Linked DNA regions of Mus musculus: region 1 is linked to region 2. The links are chromatin contacts, found by Hi-C or POLR2A ChIA-PET in ENCODE. All regions are on one chromosome and are shown on one strand. The core of a region is the stretch at or near the end of the contact, and the rest is flanking DNA. Distances in the headings are between cores, read along the strand shown. Region 1 has its middle 33 kb from the start of Gm36894. Region 2 holds the start of Kif26a (kinesin family member 26A).

Region 1 (5,810 bases), core at 3,023-5,522, 38 kb before region 2:
GAGCCAGGTGGCAGAGCTGGCGCTAGCTTACAGGTCTGACATCCATGGCACCCTGGATATCTCAGAAGCACAGGACAGACCCCCAGCAGGCCACTACTAGCTTCTGCCATCTCTCCCAAGCTCCAGAAAACCTGGGTTCCCTGCATGGTCCTGGGACAACTTCATTTACCCCAGACCCATTCAGCCCGGCCCAAAGCCAGGCTTGCACACACTGGCTGCCTGTGAAAACTCCAAGAATCCAATTATCAGCCTCCCCAGACAAGCACGAAAGCCAGTACCTTCCTGCCTCAGCCTGGCATTAGACAGAAGCCAGGCCAGCCCTGGCCCTGGGAGGCACTGGGGTGAGTGCTGGAGAGACAGGCTAGGCTGGCAAGCTGTAGCTCACACGCCAGCTCATCACAGTTCTCAGCAGAGGCCCCTGCATCTCATAAAGATGTCCAGAGTCGGCACCAGCAAAGCCAGGACCACAAATCAGTGAGGGCAGTGTCTGTGCGTCTCTGCCAGGCAGACCAGCTCCGAGACAGCCACAGGCTGCAAGAAATACAGCCCATCATCCTCTGTGGGGAGGAGAGGAGAGATTTATTCCAAGCACAGAGCCCTGTGTGTGATGTCTAGGACAGCTCAGATGCAGCCAAGAGATGCTCTTTCTACAAAGGGAAATTAAGGACCCACACCTAATATCCTCAGAACTCCCTCCCTGGTCCTCATCAGCATAGTGTGGGACCCATGTTACCAGGGGCCTCAACAGCAAGCTCCCTCTGTGGACTAAGACTTCTTCCTTTCTTCCACTAACTGGTCTTTTTCTCCATAGCTGTAAAGCCAGGACCCTCAATGGGAGGAGCTGCTATCCTGTTTTGAAAGACAAGGGCAAGCAGCAACCACCTCAGGCCTGCAGCCAACCTGGTCTACAGGAAGTTCTAGGAAACTGGAACTTTCCTGGCCTGGCCAACACCCACTGACGGCAGGTGGCATAGAGGAGCCAACCACTGGCAAGAGGCCTGGCTGCCTGGGGCAGCACATCCAGTGTGAACTCACTCCCAAGGTGACGATGACGACAGTTGGAAGGTGGCTGTAGTGACCTCACCTGGGACCGCCTTGTGGGTTCTCAGGGACGTCATTGCTCCTGTTCTCAGCCTCGGGGACAGGCTGGGCTGTCCAGGCCACACTAGTAATTACAGTGGCATCACCCTGCCCAGAGGCCAGCAGTCAACTCCCTCTCCATCCCTTTTCCAAGTCTGGGCCACTGAGTTCACTGTGAAACCCAAAGCTGGTACCGGGCTGCCATCAAGAATGGCCCAGCCAAGTCTTGGACAGTTTCTAGTACTTGTCAGGGCTGGTCTGCAGCCTGGGGTCCTGCTTTATGCACATGGTCTCTACCCCTAGAAACTCCCCTCTTTCCAAGGAGCCCAGATAAGAAGGACAAGAAGGACCCTACATCCACCTGGGTCCTCTGAGAACTTAGCAGCTCCTCAGGTCCTCATATGGCCTCAAATCTGTCGTGCCTGTGAGTCCGGGGTATGTGGTAGGGAAGCCTACTAATGCCATGGGACAGATGGATTGAGTGTCCCCTCCAAATAAACTGATCTGCAAGGTCCCAGAACCCAGGCAGCTGGGATGACCTCTGGGATACCAGGAGTGGCCCCAGGGCAATAGTCTGGGATGAGAAAATAATACCAGCAGGTTGCATGGGCTTTCAGCAGCCTGACGGAGTTTCAGTTACAGTTCTAAGAGGTTGAACAGAGCCCACAGCAGAAAATAAATAACTGCAAGTCCAGGCTGATGTCAACCAGGGTTGACCAGAAGGGACACACTTCCTACACAGAATCCCCAACTATTTGTGTGAAGGCTCCCCCTCACCTCCAGAGGTGCAGAATTGTCACCCCAGTGTGGCATCCTTGGTTGAATTTCAGGGCAAAAGAAAGGCATAAGGGTTGAAACCAAGGCAATGGAGACAAAGGCCACGCCATAGTCTATAATGTCCCCATCCCCGCTCATCAGTCACAGTGAACATGACCACAATGACCGGAGTCAGAGCACTGGGGAAGCAATGTGGGGCTTGGGGTGCTGTGGTATCCTCAGCATTGTGTTTCAATATAAACCAATGTGAAGCGTGGTTCTGTGTAGCAGAGTGTGGAAGCACACAACTGCAATCCCAGCTGGGGTAAGAGGTTCATGAGTTCGAGGCCAGCCTAAGCTTATCTTAAAAAGTAAATAAAATATAAAAACTAAAATCCAGATGGGGCACACCTGACATCCCAGTACTTGAGAGATGGAGGCAGGAGAATTGGGAATTAGAGATCACTCTTTGCTACATAGGGGATTCAAGGCAGTTCTGGGCTACACGTTTCTAAGAATAAGTAAACAAATACAAGTCAATAAAATAAGGTTGGGAAGACGGCTCTGAGGTTGAAAACACTGGCTTCTCAGGACCCAGGTTCAATTCCCAGGACCCTCACAACCTCTGTAACTCTGGCCCTAGGGGAACTGATATCTTTTCCGTGGGCACCACAAGCATGTGGTGTAGACAACAGACATGCATTCAGGCAAAACACTCATACACGTGAAAGTAAGTTTAAAAACCTAAAATACAATAAAACAAGTAAATAAAATTTAAAAGGACAATTCGGAAACAAACACACTAAAGGACTAAATTGCTGTTTTGTTTTTTTTTTTTCTAAAACTGAGGACCGACTCTGGGCCTCACACACACAGAACCAGTGAGCATTTTCCCTGGCCACCTTTTGCTGGCTTCATGTCCGTGTGTCATGCGTGTGCCTGGTGTCAGGCCTTGGAGGGCACTGGGTCACCTCGAACTGGCATTACAGATGACTCTGAGCTGCCAGGTGAATTCTGGACTTCCCACCGGGTCCTCTGGAAGGGCAGCCAGTGTTCCTAACCTCTGAGCCATCTCTCCAGCCTCAGCTATTCACTCGTTAAATTCTGAGCCCGGGTCTCAAATCCAGGGAGGATTTGAATGTTAGATCCCATGCCTCTGTCGTCAGAGTGATTGGGATCACAGGCCTGCATCTCACCCCATCTAAAAGCTGGGGAGGGTGCATTTAAGAGTCTTGGTAAGGAAGGCCCCTGTGGAGGACTGTTGGGCTGCCCAGGGCAGAGCCACGCCCTGGAGAGAAGGCTCAGGGAGGCTCGGACCTTCTAGTCCTCCCAGAAGTCTCTGTATGCGACAACAAGGATACTCCTCGCTCAGCCCCCGTGCCCGGTACCCCTGGGTTCTGCAGAAGGGAAAACCCTCTGCCCTGCCTTTTCCTGAAGGACTGACAGACCCTGGGGCTGGACCTCGATGCCTCCATTTGTAACTTAAGAACGTCTAAGGCCACCCATCTGGGACTGTGAGTGTGTCCTACCACTGAGTAGCTCTCAGCTTCCTACCAAGACCCCACCATACCCCATCCTGCCTCCACCCTGCAGGAAAGCCAGCCTCTTGGCAGCTCTGGGAATTCCTTCCCAGCTCCTCCCAGCCTCCAGGGCTTCCTGTGTGGAAACAGCCTGAATCCTGCCTTGCTAAACACAATATCAGGAGGGAGAGGGCGCCCTGTGAGCTTCCTGTTTGCAGGCAGCAGATCCCAGGGCCTGGCCCCAGTGCTCCTGGCCCAGGAATGGAGCAGCCAATCCAGAGGGGTGGAAGGAAGAGTGTCTTCACCCCAGTTCAGGAATGTAGGGGTTCTCCTGGAAGGATATGGCTATGACACAGGGCCTTGCAGTTCCCCGGGGGACTGTGAGGTAGACCTCCTAAAGCTGAGGCCACTTCCAGAGAGCTCAAAGCATTGTGAGTCCACGGCGTCTCCTTCTGACTCAACTTAGTTCTTGGAGAAGGGATCTCTCTCTCTCTCTCTCTCTCTCTCTCTCTCTCTCTCTCTCTCTCTCTCTCTCTCTCACACACACACACACACACACACACACACACACACACACACGAGAGAAAGACAGACAGACAGACAGAGACAGACAGAGACAGAGAGGAGACAAAGAGAGTCACACTTCTGGAGGCAGTAGGTCTGGCTCTGTATAGGGATTAACCCCCACAGCACCCCTCCCCATTGGGGGCTTGAAGGGGTGCAGCCACACAGCTCAGCCATTGCTCTGCCTGCTTTGACTGTCTGGCTCTTGCCTCTTCTGAGTTCTCTACTGTGTCCTGGAAGCTCCTTGCCCCTCCTACCCATTGGGCTTTCTGTGCCCAGGGCTGGCGTGGTTAGGGCAAGCAGAACAGGTCCCAACTCGCAGGCTGAGTCAAGCGGGCACCTTGCCTTAGGGAAGCACGTGGCCAGGAGCCAGGCCAGCTTCTGAGCCTGAGAGCTGACGCCTATGCTGCTACAAGCCTGCCCCCTAAACGGCCCAGGCCCATGCCCCAGCCTCTCCAGCTTCAGGTCCCTGCTGGCTGGTATCCCTTAAAGCTGGTCTGCAGTCAGGCTTCATTGAGCTGCACGATCTGGGAAACATTCCCTCAGGATCTCAATCTACCATCCTCTGTGCAGGAATGGGGTCAGGAGCTTGGGTGGCCCCATCCCCTCTGCTTCAGTTTTCCATCCCTAAGGAGGATGCAGACATATCCATTACAGGAGGCACAGGGCAGACTGCCATGGGCCCAGCTTCCACTACAGAGCTGGGTTCTGGGTGAATGCTGTGTTCCCATCCATAAAATGGGCGTAGAGGGACTCACATTGCTCCCCACGAGATTCCCAGCCCTTAATGACAGGGCTGAGAGCTTTGATGTCCCAGATGAAAGGCCATGCAAGGCTCCCAGGAAGGCCTCAGGACAGTGGGTTTCTAGTCTGGAAAAGCAAGTGCCATGTTCCTCAAGTCTGAACTGTGAGCAGCGGGCTTTACCCAGGAGGCTTTACCCAGCTGGGCTTTACCTACAGCCTGTCAAGGATCAAGACCGGGAATGCCTCTCTATGGAGAAGCTTTTGACAGTCCTGTGACAGAAAGATGCCAGTGTAGCTGAGGTGTCCCAACTGCTTCCCACCCTCATACAGCCCCGATGGCACATGCCCAGGAGGCAGAGCCCATCGCAGGGGCCTTGTGGGAAGCCTTTCCCAGGCTCTATGTGGACCCTGCCTGGACCCTACGCTGCTGTTTCTGCAGATAGCACCTCTGCGCAGTGCACACGGGCACTGGGCTGCAAGACATAAAAGTGAGCTTTTTGCCTCTCTCCTGAGACTAGCCCCCCAATTCAGTATACCCTGTACAACAGGACATCTAAATCCAAGGACAGAACGTCTTGGATGACACAGAGCTGGCTGGAAATATCACTGTCCTTCTCAGAGCCTGTGTGCTACTGGCTCAGGGGAGTCTGGGCACCTTCCCAATTGGCCTGTGACTCCCAGCCCCGTCACATCCACGGAGGCCAGGGAGCAGACTTGGTTAGAACGCTTGGGCATTCTGCAAACAGCAGAGTAGTACTGTCTGCCCAGAGCCGTCTTCCGCCCCAGACGGGGGCCCTCTACAAGGAGACTCATTCCTTTGTTCAGTCATTCTCTTCTCTTCAGCAAGTGCCCCCCAGGGCTCTCTGGGGCCCAGCCCCGTGTCATGCAGAAGTGTGATGACTCAGACCCCGCCCACCCAAGGGCCCCACCGAGGCTATGAGATACAGACACAGAGACCACACAAGGTGTGACTTGCCACCAAGGATGGGCCCTGGCAGCACCGAGGCCCCCACAAATACTGCTAGAGGCCAGAGAAGGGGGTATCCCAGTCATGGGGCTGCTAAGAGGGGCAAGAGTAGAGAAAAGCAGAACACCCAGGGCCCAAAGCAAGGTAGGACCCTGCAAGAGGACCGGGCACAGGACAAA
Region 2 (5,764 bases), core at 1,338-3,837:
GCAGCCCCCACAAAGATAAGCTGTGAGAATCAGGTAGACTTCCCTACAAGCTGTAAAGTGCTATCTTCACGGGAGAGTTCCTGCTCCCACAATGAATTAAGAGGTAGATCCCCTTGGAGGATCCTAGCTCTCCACCCTAAATTCTTAGCATTGCCTTGGCCTTGGAGAATAGAGCTACCAAAGACCACCCACAGTGATGATCACCGTGTCCCCCATCTGCCCTCCAGAGAGATCCCCCCTTACCTCAAAAGCAGACTCTGTGTGTGTGTGTGTGTGTGTGTGTGTGTGTGTGTGTGTGTACACAGTGGTCAATCAAGGGCTATGGTTGCAGTTCCCTGTGGCCCACACTGGCAACACCCCAGCAGTACCCGTGTGCCACAGGGCATTCGATTCTTTCCAGAGCAAAGCCTTCCTATCCTGAGCACAGCACCCCACAGGTTAGACAGCATTCCCAGGACAGACTGAAGCTTCCTCGTGAAACAAGACAAAACACATAGTAGATAAGATGCTCAAAGCCACACAAACCCTTGGCCAGGACCCTGGTTTGCCCACCACCAGGGCCAGGCAAGGTCAAGTAAGCCTTAACTGGTAGGGCGGAGGAGCAGCTTACGCCAAAAGCCACACACAGGAACGTGGAGAGGGGCAGCAGTGTGTGCAGGAGACCACAGACCTCCATTGACGGCCCCCAACCCCACCAGTTCACTACTATGACCGCAGCTTTTCCTTTACTAGGACTCCATCCAGTCGGCCAGGTCCTGGGCGGCAGCACAGTCAGAGGGGGAGGCAGCTCGGCTCCTAGATCAGCTTGCTTCCTGAAGGACCTCGGGAGAATATCCCAAGGACCCTCTCTGAGATCCTCAAGGCTTTCTAAGATCCAGGGCTCAGCAAAGGCCATTGGCAAAAGCCAAACAACACCCATGGTCAGCCATCCCATCCCATTCGGGTCCACAGATCTAGCTGGTCTGAGAGGCTGTTAACATCCCCGCCACAGACAAGCCAGGGGACCTGGAAAGGAGCCCAGCATAGACACACCTGACTGGCATCCACCATATCTGACCCAACCCAAAGGAAACCCAGGGTCTCCTCCTAACCACAGCACTCCTTAGAGGTACTGGGACAGGATGGGGACTACAGGCGCTTCCCAAGGACTGTTCACCAAGGCTGAAGGTTAGAAGCAGCTTCCTGTGGAGACCCCCCACACCCCTGCATTGCACACTTCCAGAGACCATTGTTCCCTGGAACAATACTCCAGTTCTTTACATGCCTGGCAAGACTGGCCGGAAAGCCCAGTAGACTCCTCTCCCACCAGCGCCTGCCTGCCATGCTGCAGCCTGGGAAACCCCGAGGCTCAAGAGTCATTACCCACACGGAAGGCCTGGGCCCCAGAGGCAGAGAGCCAGGGCAGGGCACAGGCCCATAACAGACACTGAGTAGGTATGGGACAATGATGCACGGCCCCCGGGTGCAGAAAGGGGCCCACTCTCTCACCTTTTATGCCCTCTCTATACAGGCATGCCAATGTCCAGATGCCCAAAGTGCCTCACCATGACAAGCCCTGCCCTGGGAGTGAGGTCCCGTCTTCCCCTTTTCTACCCCTCCCAAACACAGACTGATTCCAGCTGTGGGACATCTGTGGCTAGGAAAGAAATTTACCCAACCCCCTATGACACGCAGCAGGCCTCCTAGGGTGAGGTGCACCAACACACACTCTTGCAGACTATGGCACGGGGTGGGGGTGGGGGCACGATGAACTCGCCACGCTCCAAGCCCCAGCCCCAAAGATTCCCAAGTTCCAGCCCTTCCCTGTTTGAGATATGGCCTGAAGAGGGGTCACTTACCCGGAGAGGAGTCCCGGGCCCGCTGACCAACTTCCACGCCTGTCGTTTTAGCTCCACGAGCTTCGTGTGGCAGTGGCGGCACCACCCGCCCCCACCGGCCGAGTGGCTCTGCTCAGCGCTGGCCCCGGCGCCCTCCGGAGCAGGGCGGCTGCTGCATGGGTCTTGATCGAGCCCGGCGGGCAGCCTCTTGCGCGGGGATACCTCAAGTGGCGGGGTCTCTCGAGCCGGGCCGCACTCAGCCACCTGCGGGGGTTGGAGATGGGACAGTAAGCCCAAACCTTCGCGCGGCGCCACTGCGGGACTCCACGCGGCCGACTCCAGACCCAGTCGCTCACGCCCCTAAAGCCACGCTCGCACAAAAGTTAGGGCCCTGGATGCAACGCCAGGAGTCCCTGAAGAAGAAGCCCCAGCCCGACGCTCGGGGCCCCGTCCCGCTCCGCGCCCCACCCCTAGAGGGCGCTGTACACCCCGCTAGCATCATCGTTGTCCTGGGCTCTGAACCCGGTGCCCGTCGAGCCCAGCCGCCCGCTCCTAGCAGGGCCTTGCGTACCGCGGGCTGCACCGCACACAAGGAGGCGCCGCGGCCGACCATGGCACGGTCGCAGGAAGGGATACGTTGGCTCTCGGGGTACAGTGGCTACGTGATCCGGCCCAGGGGCACCCCCATGGCCAGGCCTGCTGCTCTGAAGTTGGCAGAGCAGGCGAGTGGCGGAGAGCACGCTGTGGACGCGACCGGCTTGCTCCGGGACAGGCTGGGCGGGGGCGGGCCAAAGCTTGTAGGGGGAGGGAAGGGGGCGGGACGCCAGAGCGCCGCCCCCATCCTGAGCAGAGCCAAGTGGGCGGGGGTCCCGCTCCTCCTTGCGGCCCCGCCTACTGCTAGGACCCCCAACCTGTTAGTTGAGTGTTGATGCGGGAGGGGCGGTGGGGGCTGCCGAGACACAAGTTACGCGCACGCATGCGCCTCTGTCTCTCCTGAGCGAGGATGGAGTGCGCCTCCTGGGAGGCACCCAACACTCTCATCACTTTGCGAGCGGGAAAACTGAAGCTTTTGCCCAAGATCGCACAGCACGAAAGCGGGTGGGGGTGGGGGGATGGGGGGTAATGAAAGGGGCTGGACCCGGGCCAACGGCTTCCCCAGAACACCCAGAGCACTTGAGTGTGTCTGGCCATGCTTTGGCGCCAACTGTCTCTCATGGATGAGGGTCGTGTTTCAAGAAGTGCAGTGAGGGGCTACGAACTGTCTCGAAGTGTCCTTGCAGCCGCGCCTGTGCCTTAAAATGGATTGCACACTGAGCCGCCTGCGAAGTGGGAGGAAGCGCTGCGGCTTGGCCCTGGGGGTGTGCCGGACCTGTTGTCTGCCGGCCTGGCAGATGGGGAGTTAGCTCCGGAATTAATTGCCTGTTTGTCTCCGACCCGGAGGTCTCCCTCCTTCCCCAGCGACCAGTTGTTGCTCTCGCCCAAGTCAGACCCCAAATGTCACCACCTTCTGAGGTCGCGGGGGACTCCGGCCCAAGCTCTGGATCAACCCGAAACCCCAGATAGGAGCCAGGCGGGATCTGCGGCGTGGCTCCCCGTGACACAAGCGCCACCTGCCGGCCGTAGTGAGCACAGGTTTCGAGGGCGCAGAGACAGGACACCACGCGTTCTGAGCGCAGAGCTTTCCGCTTGAGGCTGAGACTTAGGACAGCTGAGCCAGGGTGATTCAAGGAAAGACCCTGGTCGGACATCCCCAGAGCAGTCAGACCTTCGCACGGTATAAGGTCTGTCAAACGACCTCTCCTTTCCCCACCTGGACCCTGCTTACTTAGCCCTCCACTCCTACGCACTATTGGCCAAGAGTGGGATGAAGATCCGGTTTTCCAGGTCATCTACGACTTAAAAGAGTCTGTAAACACGACAGGAAGTCATGAATAAACTGGGAACGGGCTCCCCACTTTCTGCAACCCCCAAGCCTCCAGGCCCTTCTCAGCCTTGCGAAGGGAAGACAGGCAGGCGACGGCCCACCATGGGATCCGGGTAGCCTCAGGCACCACCCTCCTCAGTCCACCCCTGCAAGCACTACAAACAGCGTCACCCCGCCCGCCCCTCTACCGCACTGAAACAAACACCCGGGGCCCAGGAGGCTCATACATTGTTATCGACTTACACACACGCACACATACTCCTCACACGCACACCGAGAAGCATCACCCGGAACCCAGGGCCTGCGCTCATGATGGGCCACACCCGCAACTTCACTTCCCCGCACCAGCGCGGTTCTTCGGGAAGCATACTCTACGTTCGAGTTCCCAGAGGACACAAAAACACAGCTCCACAAGACCCCGGGATGCACCAAGCAACCAGAATGATCTCAGAACTCAGATCACCTCCCCCTAGGCTTTTTCCTCGCCCATCCCTGCAAGGTGAGATAACCGCGATCTCTGCGCTACGCTCTCCTCCGTGGAAGATCGCTGCTCAAGGCTCGGGTTCCAGCGTAGCCTCGACTAGAGAGGGAGAATCAAGCGGCATCAGCTCGGGAAAGTGCAGATACAGGTCTCCGCCCGGGACCTGCCGCGTTTTCGCGGTGCTGCGCAGCAAAGTCGCGGGACGGCGTCACCACTGCCAGCCCGGCCCCGCGAGCTCTCACCTTGCCTCGCCGCCGCAGGAGGTGACTGGTGAAACCCAGGATGATGTCTGAGTCCAGGCAGAGCGACCCCATCTCTAGCAGGCTTGGAACCTTTCGGGGCGCGCCGCGGGGCGGCTCGGGGGACCCCGGCAGCGCCATGGAGGAGTGGACCGTGGGCAGCGTCCTCGAGCGTCTCCCGCCGCCGCCGTAACCACCCCTCCCGCGCGCACCCTGGCCGCGCGCCCGCCGTCGCCGAGCCCCGCACGGCGCCCGCCGCCCACCAGGCCCCCAGTACTCGGCGGCCGGCGCCCCCCCAGCCCTGCGCTTGCTCCGCGCCGAGCGCCCGCGCTGACAGCCCCGCCCGCCCGCGCCGACAGCGCCCCCTCAGCCCGGGCGGCGAGCCGGACACGCGGACCCGAGTTGGGGAGAGGTGTGTAGAAGAGAATGGGGGACCAGGATCCCGCTAGGTCTGCACCTATCCGCCTTCCGCGTCCCAAGACACCAGGACTTTTTGCAGTGGGCACTGCCACCAGGAAGGGACACCGCAACCAAGTTGGGCTCCTGGAAACCTCTGCAGATAAGGGGCATCTTTCCAGCTTCACCCTATGCTGTCCTAGGCATCTTAGGGTCCGGTCTGAAGAAAAGAAAAAGACAGACAGACAGACAGACTTGGGGAGGCAGATAACCCGGTGCTCCCAACACTGCACGTGCTCCAAAGCACTTACCCCTGGGGCAGTGTTTAGGAACCCTCTCTCCCCAGGTTTGCAGCGAGGCTTTGCTTGGACACAAACTGGCACTCTAAAGCCTTGGGCATGGGGGGTAGCACGGGGTGAGATCACAAGGTCTGGGCGGAGGATCAGTCCGGGAGAGAAGGGGTTGCCTAAATAACCTAACCCCGCCCCCCAAGTCTTTAGAGGTAGAGGGTATCGGAGAAGGAGACATCTTTAGAGGCCAGGCTGGGCTGCTGAGACTCCCGATCCCCTCCACACTCCACTCTGGAGAACCTTGGAATCTCTTCATCTCTGCTCCTTCAGCGCTGGAGTCCCTTGCTTGACGCCCCCCTGTGGCAACTAGAGATCAGTGTCTCAGCCTGACAGGCCAGGGACCCTGTGGTTCTGCTTCCAACTCTAGTCTGCCGGGCTTCTAAACTGGAAAGGAACAAGAGGGGCCATGGACCCTTCTACTGCAGTGGCCATTCACAGTCTGGGACAGAGACCAAGACAAGCCATTAAAGGGAACGGAGCCCCTCCTCTCAGCTCCAGATCCGGAGCCTAGGCTCCAATAGGACATCAAGCTTCCTCTCAGAAAAACCACTCCTGTC

Evidence for each region. A loop is a pair of places that touch in the nucleus more often than their neighbours do. ChIA-PET counts read pairs that join two places held with the same protein, here RNA polymerase II (POLR2A).
Region 1: a loop to region 2 is called in a map of gastrocnemius, with 9 times the contacts of the local background. The contact joins the enhancer-like site here to the promoter of Kif26a in region 2. A Hi-C loop is called at or near these places in 7 of 37 maps with a recorded cell type or tissue (gastrocnemius and heart). POLR2A ChIA-PET finds 5 or more read pairs at or near these places in 2 of 5 experiments (Patski and embryonic stem cell).

What each region holds. Positions count from the first base shown.
Region 1 is chr12:112,182,277-112,188,086 of GRCm38, reverse strand. No RefSeq gene overlaps it. Among named protein-coding and RNA genes, the nearest start is that of Gm36894, 33 kb to the left of the region's middle. Within about 2 kb of position 4,272, at least 2 of the 3 ENCODE cell types and tissues checked have a DNase peak (open chromatin) inside an H3K27ac peak, as active enhancers do; they include gastrocnemius and heart, where a contact is called at or near this core.
Region 2 is chr12:112,143,031-112,148,794 of GRCm38, reverse strand. It overlaps Kif26a (kinesin family member 26A), which reads right to left and starts at 2,587. Exons shown (of 16, transcript NM_001097621.1): 1 at 2,389-2,587; 2 at 1,839-2,081. The coding sequence starts at 2,430.